2 separate regions of the Mus musculus genome follow, and region 2 is linked to region 1. A link is a contact called in ENCODE Hi-C data. All regions are on one chromosome and are shown on one strand. Each heading gives the region's core, a stretch centred on a gene start or an enhancer-like site at or near the end of the contact. The rest is flanking DNA. Distances are from core to core; before and after follow the strand shown. Region 1 holds the start of Prkcb (protein kinase C, beta). Region 2 holds the start of 4930413G21Rik (RIKEN cDNA 4930413G21 gene).

What was found. A loop is a pair of places that touch in the nucleus more often than their neighbours do.
Region 2: a map of regulatory T cell shows a loop between it and region 1 (2.2-fold over the local background). The contact joins the promoter of 4930413G21Rik here to the promoter of Prkcb in region 1. A Hi-C loop is called at or near these places in 1 of 37 maps with a recorded cell type or tissue (regulatory T cell).

What each region holds. Positions count from the first base shown.
Region 1 is chr7:122,286,277-122,292,229 of GRCm38, forward strand. Prkcb (protein kinase C, beta) reads left to right here and starts at 2,849. Exons shown (of 17, transcript NM_008855.2): 1 at 2,849-3,241; 2 at 4,237-4,268. The coding sequence starts at 3,069. It overlaps Gm51497 (a long non-coding RNA gene), which reads right to left. Exons shown (of 3, transcript XR_003946872.1): 3 at 4,360-5,953.
Region 2 is chr7:122,967,773-122,973,725 of GRCm38, forward strand. It overlaps 4930413G21Rik (RIKEN cDNA 4930413G21 gene), which reads right to left and starts at 2,687. Exons shown (of 1, transcript NR_045614.1): 1 at 1,286-2,687. Rbbp6 (retinoblastoma binding protein 6, ubiquitin ligase) reads left to right here and starts at 2,792. Exons shown (of 18, transcript NM_011247.2): 1 at 2,792-3,355. The coding sequence starts at 3,190.

The DNA.
Region 1 (5,953 bases), core at 1,599-4,098:
TTGCTTCCGTCCTTGCTTGCTTTCTTCCTTCCTTCTTTCCTCCCTCCCTCTCCCTCTCCCTCTCCCTCTCCCTCTCCCTCTCCCTCTCCCTCTCCCTCTCCCTCTCCCTCTCCCTCTCCCTCTCCCTCTCCCTCTCCCTCTCCCTCTCCCTCTCCCTCTCCCTCTCTCTCTTTCTTTTTTTGAGACAGGGTTTCCCTGTACAGCCCTGGCTGTCCTGGAACTCACTCTGTAGACCAGGCTGGCCTCAAACTCAGTAATCTGCCTGCCTCTGCCTCCCAAGTTCTGGGATTAAAGGCGTGTGCCACCACCGCCCAGCACTGCTGCCTCTTTTCTATCTCAGACACAGAGACCACCTTGCTTTTGTCCAGCACGATGAGCTAAATCCTTTGTCATTATTCTTTTATCTATTTAGAAAATTCTAGCCTCAGACAGGGCCATGGTTGCTCACCATCACTTCATTCAAGCTTTCTCTTAGATAAGCCTAGTTATAAAGGGCTTCCTTGGATACTGTTATTTTTTTCACCATAATTTATAATTTATGATTATATGATTCATTTTTATTTACAGGACAGATTTCACACCACTTGGTAGAGATTTGTTAATTGATAGATTATCATTCCTCAGTCTCATTAATTGGTTCATACGTTCCATGAAGGCAGAACCTTTTATCTGGCTTATTTTAGTGTCTGGAATGGCACATGTAATTTTTGTTGAACGAGTGAACAAATGAATAGATGAACTCAGAGATGCAAGCTCCATTGTCTCCCACCACCAGAGAACTTATAATTTGGATATTTAGGTAAAATACTATAGTGTGAACAATAAAAAGAAAGGAAGATCACTGGGCTGGCAAAACAAAACAAAACAAAACAAAACAAAACAAAACAAAACAAAACAAAAACCAGTATTCAAAGGCCACAGTTTGAACTTTAACCTGTAGATATCTGGGTCCTCTGGGAACCTGAGTCTCCAGCCTCTCTTCACACAGCTCTTCCAGGAATGGAATGGCTTTTAGGACAGCAGCAATGCGGCTCCAGGCCTAGACACCATGAGGTAGTTTGTTGTTACAGACCAAAGTCACTCAGAGCACTTGGTTCAAAAGACAGGATGTGGGCTGTGAGCCTCCAGTTCATCTTTCAAAGGAAATCTCCTTCAGCAGCAATGTCTCCTGGGATGTTTTCCCAAGTCTCCCTGGGAGGTGCTGGAGCCTCTCAAAAGACTAAGAATAGCCAGGGACATCCAGTTTCCCAAACATGCCAACCTTAAAAGTGAATGCCTTTTTCCCCCTTGTTACCTTTGCATTACTATGTAGGGGAAGGACACTGTATTATTATAGGTATATAGCTCACCATGCAGTTGCTAGACACCTCACTGTGACTCTCTGCTCAGGAGCTCCCAGTAGGAATTGTCAGAGTGGTATCCAGGCTCTGCCACTACAGAGGCCCAACCCTTTGTCACCAGTGCACTTTGTAGTCTGGACAGCCTCCATTGTACAACCCCGAGACTGTGTACCCCTTACTCACTTCCATCTAATTTTGCTTATTCACAGAACTTACCTGGTCTATACAGGTTATGGTTGTGACCGAATGAGACAGTGCACAAGCCTCCCTGACACCCTGTATGTTTAGTTTTAATTTTTGCACATTTACAGGTCATGCATGGTACAGGTAACCTTCTTCCATTCTGTTACTTACTCAAGCAGTGCTCACTGGGCTTGTAGGAGCTGTCAGATGCTAAACTCAACACCAGGAGACATGAAGGTGTCATTAACAATGCCGGGGACGTGTGGAAGAGTTCGGTCAGATGCCATTTTTCATCCCCAGGCTGTAGAGCATCACACCAGAGGGAGATTTAGATGCAGTGCCTTATATAACATGCAATGTCGTATCATTGGTTATCTTCCCATCCTTCAAGTGGCATCAAGGGGAGTATGGCGTTGGATATTAATGTTCCCTGAACATTTGAAATCTCTCCTAACAAATACAAGAAGGCCCCAGGTGTGAGGACAGCACCTGGGGAGATCTTAACCCACACAAACCTAGGTATTTCCAATCACATAGACTTTTGTTTTAACAGACTGCACAAGTATGACCAGAAGGGACAAAAGTGAATGAAATGTAGGGAAACGCTCATTTATTAAATTTGTCTCCTGTCATCATTAGCCCAGCCATTTTGGGGTTGGGGAAACTGTCTTTTTGTGGAGAGAGTTCTAAGTGTTCGAGCAAGTGGAGACAAGTCTTTGTGGTGGATATATACATATATACATATGCATATATGTATAGTCCTCCCCTACCTCTGCAGACCTTGGTGTGTGTGTGTGTGTGTGTGTGTGGCCACAGGCCTTTCCGGATGAGTGACAATGAAAGCCCATCCCTCCAGGAGACGCATGCCGAATGACCAATGGGATGATGGATGGAGGGTGCTGGGTACCAGTCTCTGCAGAGGCCAAGGTGAAACTGGCTGCTTCCAGCCTGTTCAACCCTCATCTCCTTGAGCCCCTTGGGTCCTTAGGCGTTTGGTCATTGCTGGATCAACCGAGGTGCTCATCTTAACGCACCCCAGGGCCTAGGACAGGGTGCCAGGGGCGCGGCTCAGATCTGTCCAGCGCAGACTGCGGTCCTCGCGCCGCAGCGCTGCGGCTAAGAACACTTGGCTGGGAGGCCTGCGGGTTGCGGTGTACGTGTATGTGTGTGTGTGTGTCTGTGTGTGTCTCTGCTGGTGGTACTGGTGGTGCCGATATGTAAAGCAGCTGGCGGCTCTGGGCGGGGCCTGGGTTTCATGCAAATGAGGGAGGCGGGGTTACACTGGGGCTCCGCCTCCCTCCCCCGCAGCTGGGGCCAGCGGTGCCAAGCACAGCTGGACCAGCGGCAGCAGCTGGGCGAGTGACAGCCCAGCTACGCGCGCGCGGCCGCCGCCAGAGCCGGCGCGAAGGGGCAGCGCGGCCCTGCGGTCCCCGGGCGGCAGCAGCGGCCGCCTAGTCCCGCGCCTTTCCGGGCTTGCAGCCCCGCGGTCCCGCCGCCCCGGGGCCGCCACCTCTCGGGGCTCCCCCCAGTCCCCGCGCGCGCAAGATGGCTGACCCGGCTGCGGGGCCGCCGCCGAGCGAGGGCGAGGAGAGCACAGTGCGCTTCGCCCGCAAAGGCGCCCTCCGGCAGAAGAACGTGCACGAGGTGAAGAACCACAAATTCACCGCCCGCTTCTTCAAGCAGCCCACCTTCTGCAGCCACTGCACCGACTTCATCTGGTGAGAGTGCGCCGCGCGGGCCACCTGCCTGGGGCCCTAGAGGGCAGCGACACGCATGGGGACCCCTGTTGTTGCCCCCGGGGGGAGGAGCCGTGTGATCACCCCCATCCCGCTGGACCCTTATGCCCTGCGCTCCCGGATGGCCAGTCCCTCAGGTGCTGGGTTCTCTGCTCCCAGACGGCTGGCCGCCAGGCGCCTTCTGCCCTCTTGCACTCTGTCGCCCGAGCGCCTAGGGACAGCGCTGCAGGCGCCTTTTCGACACCTGGCTCAGGGCTCAGTGTGGCTGTCCCTCCTCGGCAGGGCAGCTCCGCGGGTGTCTTTCTCGCCTGAGGTTCCCGATCTTTCTGCCTCCTTCCGGGCTCGAGGAGCTCTCACCCTCACCCCTCCTTTCCGGGGCAGCTCTCTGGGGTGTCCTCTACTTCCCCGGGGCGTGGAGCATCCTTCCCTCTGCGTCCCTAGAGCAGTGCCCTGGGTTATCTCTTACTTCGCCTCCAGAGTCTTGAGCACCCCTTTCATTCCTTGGTTCTCACCCTCAAGTCGCTGCAGGGCCCCTTTCTTCCCTCTGCCCCTCCAAGCATGGGGGGACCTTCCCCCCGCCCCCTAGCCCCTCAGGTGTTACCACCGTGGTGAAGTCCCTATCATCCTCCCCCTAGACAGGTCCTTTTCTCTTTCCTTGAGGGTACTCCCGGCATCTCCTTGGGCAAATATCCAGCCCGCCTTCCGCCCCCACCCGGGCGGAAATGCACCCTCGCATCCTGCCACCTGGTGGTCGTGGTCGCCTCTGTACTGCAGGGGAGATGTGAGGTGGGGGTTACTGCCAAGCTCCGGTAGTGTACCTCCCAATCCCATCCAAGGTGGAAGACACCTTGGAGACCAGGCTGTAGCTAGGAGGTTGCCCCTGGGGTAGAGGGACAGTGGGAAGGGAGAGGGCGACTGTGTGAAACTAGCTGGTAACTGGACCCCTCAGACTGATACTCCCTCTTGTGCTTTTACAGGGGCTTCGGGAAGCAGGGATTCCAGTGTCAAGGTAGGCTTTGTGGCGCTGTGGATGCCGATGGTGGGAAGAGAGAGTAATACAGACTTCAAAGACGTGGCCGAGTTAGGCAGAGTGAAGTAATCCTGCCTGTCAGAGTGACCTCCCAGGCTAGGAATCCTTCACCACCAAAGGGTCCTTTTAAGGGGTGTGTATTTGGGCCAGAGATGCACCATCCAGGAAAGGCCAGTGGAGCTCCTGGAAGGCCCTAAAAGTCAAAAAGTGCATCCATCCCGCTGCTATCTGAGCATTCTCTCAGGACTGCCAGCCCTGCTTAAGAAATGAAATGTCTTCAAGGACTCTTGTGTGTGGAGGGAACCTCTTTCTTCCTAATTCCAGCCCTTTCTTGCTCATTGCTCTCCCTTACCTCCCAGTAGGAGGGTCTGCCTCTTTCCCCTGCTTTGCAGGTGGCTGCCATCTGCAGATGGCGCATCCCCCTAGAAAAGCAACTGTGGTTTCCCCTGGGCCTCCTCTCTCTTTGAAAGCGGTGGTTCCAGATGGGGTGCCTCTGGGATCCTGCCTGAGGTTGCCCTTTTTAACATCTGAGGAGGCACAAGAAGGACTCCAAGAGACTCCTTACCTGGGTTCTTGATTCTAGCTCAAGAGCCATGATTTTAACCAGGGGTACCTAATCAAATATCAGAGACTTGGTGGCCTCTCTTATCTCTAGGGTTTGTGCCTACAAGATGGACTGTGGACTGAGGAATGTAGCTCAGGAGAGTGCCTGCTTTGTTCCAGAGAGGCTCTGATGCAAAATGGGAGAGGGGGAAAGATAGGTTTTAAATTGAATCTCTAAAGATGTGGCCTTGTTTAACCCTTAGAATGCCATAAATAGTTTGTGAATTTCTCTCTCCCCTCTGTCTCTGTCTCTGTCTCTGTCTCTGTCTCTGTCTGTCTGTCTGTCTGTCTGTCTGTCTGTCTGTCTGTCTGTCTCTGTCTGTCTGTCTCTCTGTCTTTCTCTCTCTGTCTCTCTCTCTGTCTCTCTCTCTGTCTCTCTCTCTCTCTCTCTCTCTCTCTCTCTCTCTCTCACACACACACACACACACACACAGCATTCAACTTGTTGAATACTGACTCTACTTTCATGCTGAATCGATCATTTGGAACTGAGGTCATCCCTTTACCAATGAGCAGACATTCGAGGCTATGTCTCTGTTCAACACTGGCCTTCTACAATTCTGACCCCCTTTGCCTCTTGAATTTACAGGGTTGTTTTGCCCCTCTCTCTCCCTTTAAGCCAGGTGTGGTTGGGTTTGGTCAGAAGTGGTTCTGCATCTTCTCCTCCCAACACCTCCTCCCCCTCCTACCTTTTCCCTCCCCTTCCTATCCCCCCCTTCCCCGTTCTCACTCAGATTCACTTTGTGCCCAGACTGACCTTGTCCTGGAAGCTTTTCTGTCTTTCTTTGTTAGTCTCCCAGGTGTTGGGAATACAGGTATTCTCAGGGTCGAATTGCCATCCTCCACCCTGTGAACTGGCCTTAAATCTGGAGAGGAAAGCGTGTGGGTGTGGAATAGCCTGAAGTGAGACAGTAGTGCCCATGGATAACTTTGCTTTGCACCATTGCGCTGCATGCAAAATCAAAAGACCCCAGTGCTCAGAGGTGGCTTTGGGACATGCATGGGCCTGGCTGCCCTAAGCTGAAGGCTTTTACTGAGTTCTGGAGTGGGACAGGAAGTTT
Region 2 (5,953 bases), core at 1,437-3,936, 680 kb after region 1:
TTCTTACCACACTCACCAAAGACCCCTCTCTCTTACCAAAGACGAACTAGTTCCCTAGTTCCTTCTTCTGCAACTCTGTCCTCTTTCATTCAGGTTTTTTTGTTCTTGTTTTTGTTTTTTTGTTTTTTGTTTTTTGAGACAGGGTCTCACTCTGTAGCTCTGGTTGGCCTATTCCAGGATGCTCTGGAATTTACCAAGATCAGTCTGCCTGTGCCTCTCAAATGCTTGGGTACCAACATGCCTGACAGTCACCCGGGTTTTTAAGAAAGTCACCCTAGACCATAGAGAAAGAAATTTTGAATTACCGAAGAAAAGAGGGAGAAACTAATCACATAAAAATTAATCTATAAGTGACTTATTTAAGCTGTGTTTCTGTCTCTGGGGTTATCTCTGATGGTTAGCTAACATTGCCATGGTATTTCTATAGATAACATCAAAATGTACCTACAGTGTCCAAATACTCTTTCAAGACTTAGGAATGTCACAAAAATCGGGGTAAATTTCATGCTCTTAGCTGAGAGAATGGGAAAGATCATCCAACCAACAAAAACCCAGTAACACTGGCACTCTGTTTTTTTGTTTTTGTTTTGGTTTTTTTTTAAAGACAGGGTTTCTCTGTATAGCCTTGGCTGCCCTGGAACTCACTTTGTAGATCAGGCTGGCCTTGAACTCAGAAATCCGCCTGCCTCTGCGTCCCAAGTGCTGGGATTAAAGGCATGCACTACCACTGCCCGGCTCTGGCACTCTGGAAATTGAGGTAAGAAGATTGTGAGTTCAAGACCAGTCTGGGCTACATAGTGAAACCTCAGAACAAACAAGCAAAAAAATAATTAATAAGCCGGGCAGTAGTGGCACATACCTTTAATCCCAGCACTTGGGACGCAGAGTCAGGCAGATATCTGAGTTCGAGGCCAGCCTGGTCTACAGAGTGAGCTCCAGGACAGCTGAGGCTATACAGAGAAACCCTGTCTGGAAAAACCAAAAACCAAAACCAAACAAGAAAATTAATAATAAAAAAAAAAACAACAGAAGAACAAACAGGTATATTCCTTGCAGTTAAGAAGAAAATAAAGGCCAAAATCGATGACTATCTTAATAAGATGGCCTTAGGAAGGCGTTTCTGACAAGATGATTGACTTAAACCAAGTCAGAATCTGGGGCGTTAGCATTCAGGAAGTTTCTGAAAACTCTGCCACCTCTTGGATGTATGATTTTGTTCTCAGTTGCTGAACTTCCTTGAGCCTAGCCTGTAAAATTCAGAGGCTGGACATTGGACACTGTAAATGATAGTAATTGTACAGTTTTAATTTTTATTATTTATGAATTTATAAATGCAATATGTCCCGTATGCCACAAGAGAAAAAGAATGCCAACCCTCCTAAGGGACTTTGTAATTTAAAATGGAATGAGGACCCTGCAACCCAGCAAGCATTCCCTTCTTTGAAAACTCGAAAAATGCACGGCTGTTGGCTTTAGGTTTCTATCTTATAAATTGGAGATATTTTTTTGCTGTTGTTTATTTGACATTTATTAGGCCCCCTGTATTGAGGCACAGATATGCCAGGCATGGTCTTAAATATTGAAATATACTCATGGATTTAATTCTTTATTCTCTGACAGCGTCTTTGGGAGAACGGAGTTACTTCCGACCTAGGAGACTGGGCTCCAGAATTTGCAAACATCAGCGGTCAACGCGGTGCCTAGTACAAGGTAAGAGTCGGACACAGCTCTTAAGATGCTGCTGGTGGTGATGATGGTCCATTCTCACCAGCAGCTTTGGAAGAGCTCAGGGTATACAGTCTGTTAGGAGAGGAGTTGGTGAGCAGCCATCACAGTGATGAGACTCGTGCGTGGGTGGAATTCGCGGTTCACCCCCTCCGCACTTTGGGGCCTCCGCCGCTTAAGCGCCCCTTCCAGACCCGCCCGGTGGGACGGTCCGCCTCCCCCTCTCTGCGGACCCACGTAGTTTCTCCTGTTCTCCGCGTAGCCTCAGGTTCCACGCCGCAAGTCACAAAGCGCCGGGTCACGTGGGCGGGCCGGTGCGCTTTGTGACGCAGACGGCCCCGCCCCCGGCCCGCCTATCGGCGCACGCCCAAGCCCCGCCTCGCGTGCGCCGCCCGTGCAGTCCCTGCTTAAGAGACCCCGGAGTGGGGGCGCTCGCCCGAAGCCAGGCCGCGTCCGCCATAGTGCCTGGCGCGGAGGTGTCGTCGGCGCAGGGTGCGGGCCGGAGAGCGCCCGGGGTTGGGGGGGCAGAACAAAAAAAAAATAATAATAATAAAGAGGGAATCCAGCGACGCCCTCGCCGCCGCCCGACCGTTTCCGGGCTTCCCGACGCGGTCGTGGGCTCAGAGGCGACAGGAGCGGGAGCAGCGCGAGGAGCAGCAAGAGGAAGAGTCGGGCAGCCTCGGTGGTGTCCCCGGGGCCAACGAAGCCGCCTTCCGGGGCCCGGGGTGGTGAGGAAGGGCCTCGCGGCCTAGCTGGGCCCCGCACCGGCTTTGTGTCAGGCGGCGGCGGGGGGGAGGCGGAGCCGAACCGGGCGGCCGCTGGAAGGCCTCTCCTCCGCCGACCGCGCGATCTCGGCCTAGGCCGCGGGCCGCTCGTGGCCTCCGGGGAGCAGGCGCCAGGGTGTGTGTGCGGTGGGGGCCTGGGCCTGGGGACGCCGACGCCGGTCGTCCGGAAGCCGGGAGGAGGCGAGAGGCCGCTCGTGGACTCCGGGCCTAGGCCCTCTCCCCGCAACCTTCTCCCGGGGCCTGGGTCACCCCCATCCACGGAGAGAGACTAGCCGGGAGGTGCGGCCGCTATGGACCCCTGACCCCGCGGGGTCATTCGGACTCTAACGTGTGGACTGACCGCTACTGACTGCACCGCCTGCCCCCGTCTCCTGCCGGCCCTTAGCATGAGCGAGTGGGACCCAGCCGGGTGACATTGTGCCGGTTGGCGGATCCTCGATTGCCCCCTTTCCTGTCTTGCTCCTCCCTCATGAAGCGATTCTGAGTACGGGGGGTTCCGGATTATTGTTCTCACGGACCCCCGCTTGTGGTTGGGGGGGTATTTAATCTGAGGCCTTAGGGTCCTTCGTTGTCTTTTGAGTGTTTTGTGTGTGTACATATTTTGCTCTTAAGTTTATAAATATACATATATTGAGAGTGTCCACGTCTCCTCGCTGAACCTTAGGAATCTTTTGCCACAATGTCCTGTGTGCACTATAAATTTTCCTCTAAACTCAACTACGACACCGTCACTTTTGATGGGCTCCATATCTCCCTCTGCGATTTAAAGAAGCAGATTATGGGGAGAGAAAAGCTGAAAGCTGCCGATAGCGATCTGCAGATCACCAACGCACAGACGAAAGAAGGTAAGAGGCACACGGGCCGCAGATATTTATTGGGGGGAGGGGGGGGCGTCAAGGTTGGTATTTTAAGTTTCTTGTTTCAGGCTTGAACTCCATTCTTACCCGTTGTCATACACAGAGTTTCATTGATAGCCAAGGATTGCAGCACCCGACCTTGGAGTTTAACTGGCCTTCTGAATGCTGGGATCTGTCTTACCTAGCAGGCTGGTTTTCAAAATGGGGCCCCACCTCCTCCTTAATTAAAGTTTTTTAAACAGTGGGATTGGGTTGAAAAGAGAAAAGGGTTGCTACCTGAGTCTGTTGGGTGTTTGCCTTGTGGCCTTTCCCTAACTTGTTTTTCCATCAGGAGAGGAAAGCCTGTGTAAGGTTTCCTATTGGTTAAAGCAGCAGTAGATATAACTTGTTGGCTAATCTAGCAGCGTTTTGAAGCTGATAGCAATTGTCCACTGGCCTTTTATTTATTTATACGGGGTTGCTTGTAGAAAAGGTATTTTTGAGGATTTAGTTAGTGCTGGAATTGGTTTTGTATTTAAAAAAATGTTCTGAGGTGAACACTCTGAGGTGTAATTCCAGAATTAGTGATATTTACTCAAAAGTTATATTCTGTAGCCCAGACTGGCCTCCAACCCCAACAACCCCTTTTGAGCTTCCCAAGTGTGGGGAATGCAGGTGTTAGACCACACTTAACTGTTAAGCAGTTCAGAAAAGTTTCAAAGTGCAAGGCCCTGGGCTCTTCATCCGACACCACCAAAATATATGTGTGTGTGTTTTTCTAAAAAGAATGCTACCATGTGTGAATGTAAGTAAGCCACTGGTTATAAAATTTGAGCTCTTCATTTTAAAAGTAATTGGGTCTAGGTCCCATCTGTCTGTCTGTCTCTCTGATAGTTTCTCTGTGTAGTCCTGACTGCCCTGGAACTCGGATCCACCTGCTTCTGCCTCTCTAGTGCTGGGATTAAAGGTGTTGCGCCACCTTGAACTCGGATCTCTTGCCTCTGCCTTTGAGTGCTGAAATCAAAGGGGTGCACCACCACCCCTGAAAACATCATAGTACTGGGACTTGCTGCCTTTGAGTGCTGAAATCAAAGGGGTGCACCACCACCCCTGAAAACATCATAGTACTGGGACTTGAATGGTGGCAATGTCACAGTCTTCTCTGACTCTAAACTTGTTTTGCTTTCTTTTTCTCAGGGTAGTAATGCTCATGGGATGGGCTCTGTTAGACTTCTAACATTCATTGATAGTGTGAGAAGAGAGTTCTAAATGGAGTTGTTTTATTTATGTTATGGTCTTAATTTTTGGCCTTCTCTACTTAGATCAGGCTAGCCTCTGACTCAGATCAGCTTGCCTCTGACTCACAGATCAGCTTGCCTCTGCCTCCTGAGTGCTGGTATCAAAGACATGTTCCACCAAGCTAAATTTGATAAAAGGTGTGGGATAGGGTTTTTGGTGAGGTTTTGGGGTGTGGTCTCATCGCTATAGTCTGTAGTGTGGTAGGTCAACTAAATCTTGTCAGGTAGAAGACCAGTTTTTCATTTGTAGTACAGACATGCAAATTATAATACTAATATTGTCCGCCGGGCGGCGGTGGTGGTGGTGGTGGTGGTGGTGGTGGCGGCGGCAGCAGCAGCGCATGCCTTTAATCCCAGCACTTGGGAGGCAGAGGCAAGCGGATTTCTGAGTTGGAGGCCAGCCTAGTCTACAAAGTGAGTTCCAGGACAGCCAGGGCTACACAGAGAAACCCTGTCTCAGAAAAAAAGAAAAAGAAAAAAAAAAGAATATTGTCTGTTTTCCTTAAGTACCATTTTGATAATTGTATTTTTTGGTAATTTTACTTAGGAAGCGGAAAAGTTGCTTATGATATAAGCAGCTAAGAAATAAACCTTAAGTCCACCAAAGGCAGCCCTTAGTGTTAAAGTTTACTTTATAAAACACATGGCTTTTTAAGAATTTTTGGCTACATTGTTATAAAATGCTTCTTTAGGAATGAGAGGAAAGGTGATATAAATGAAATTAGGGGATGTTGGACACTTAATTATCATCTACACAGGTTTCAATTCATACAGTTGAATCATTTGAAACTAGGCTTTTTCCATCTTGCTGACAACCAACATTTAAAGGCAGCTTTTTGACTGGAGTAAGTTGTGATTCAAAAATTCTTGTCCACAAATTGACATCATGTGACTTTGCATTCTATTTCTAGCTGACGACAATCTGAAACCTAAAATACAGGGAAGGTCTTCACCTCACAGCACACTTTCTTCTCTGTGCTGCCCTTAATTGAAGAGTTGTGAGAGCTTTCTTCTCAGTTAGGGGAGGGTATTGGTAGGGTTCAGAAAGGAGCTGAAGAGATGGCTTAGTCCTTAGAGGATTTATTATTCTTGTAGAAGACCCCATTTGTGTTCCCAGTGCCCACAGGGGAACTCAAAACTCTTAACGTCTGTCCCCTGGGCCCCTGATGATGACTTCTGGCTCCACAGACAGCAGGCATGCTTGTAGGCACAGAAATAGGCCAAGTTTTACAAGGCAGTTGAATAAGAATTCTACTTGGTTTAGACTCATCTAGTGAATTAAAGGTTGCAAAATAAATGGTTAGAATAC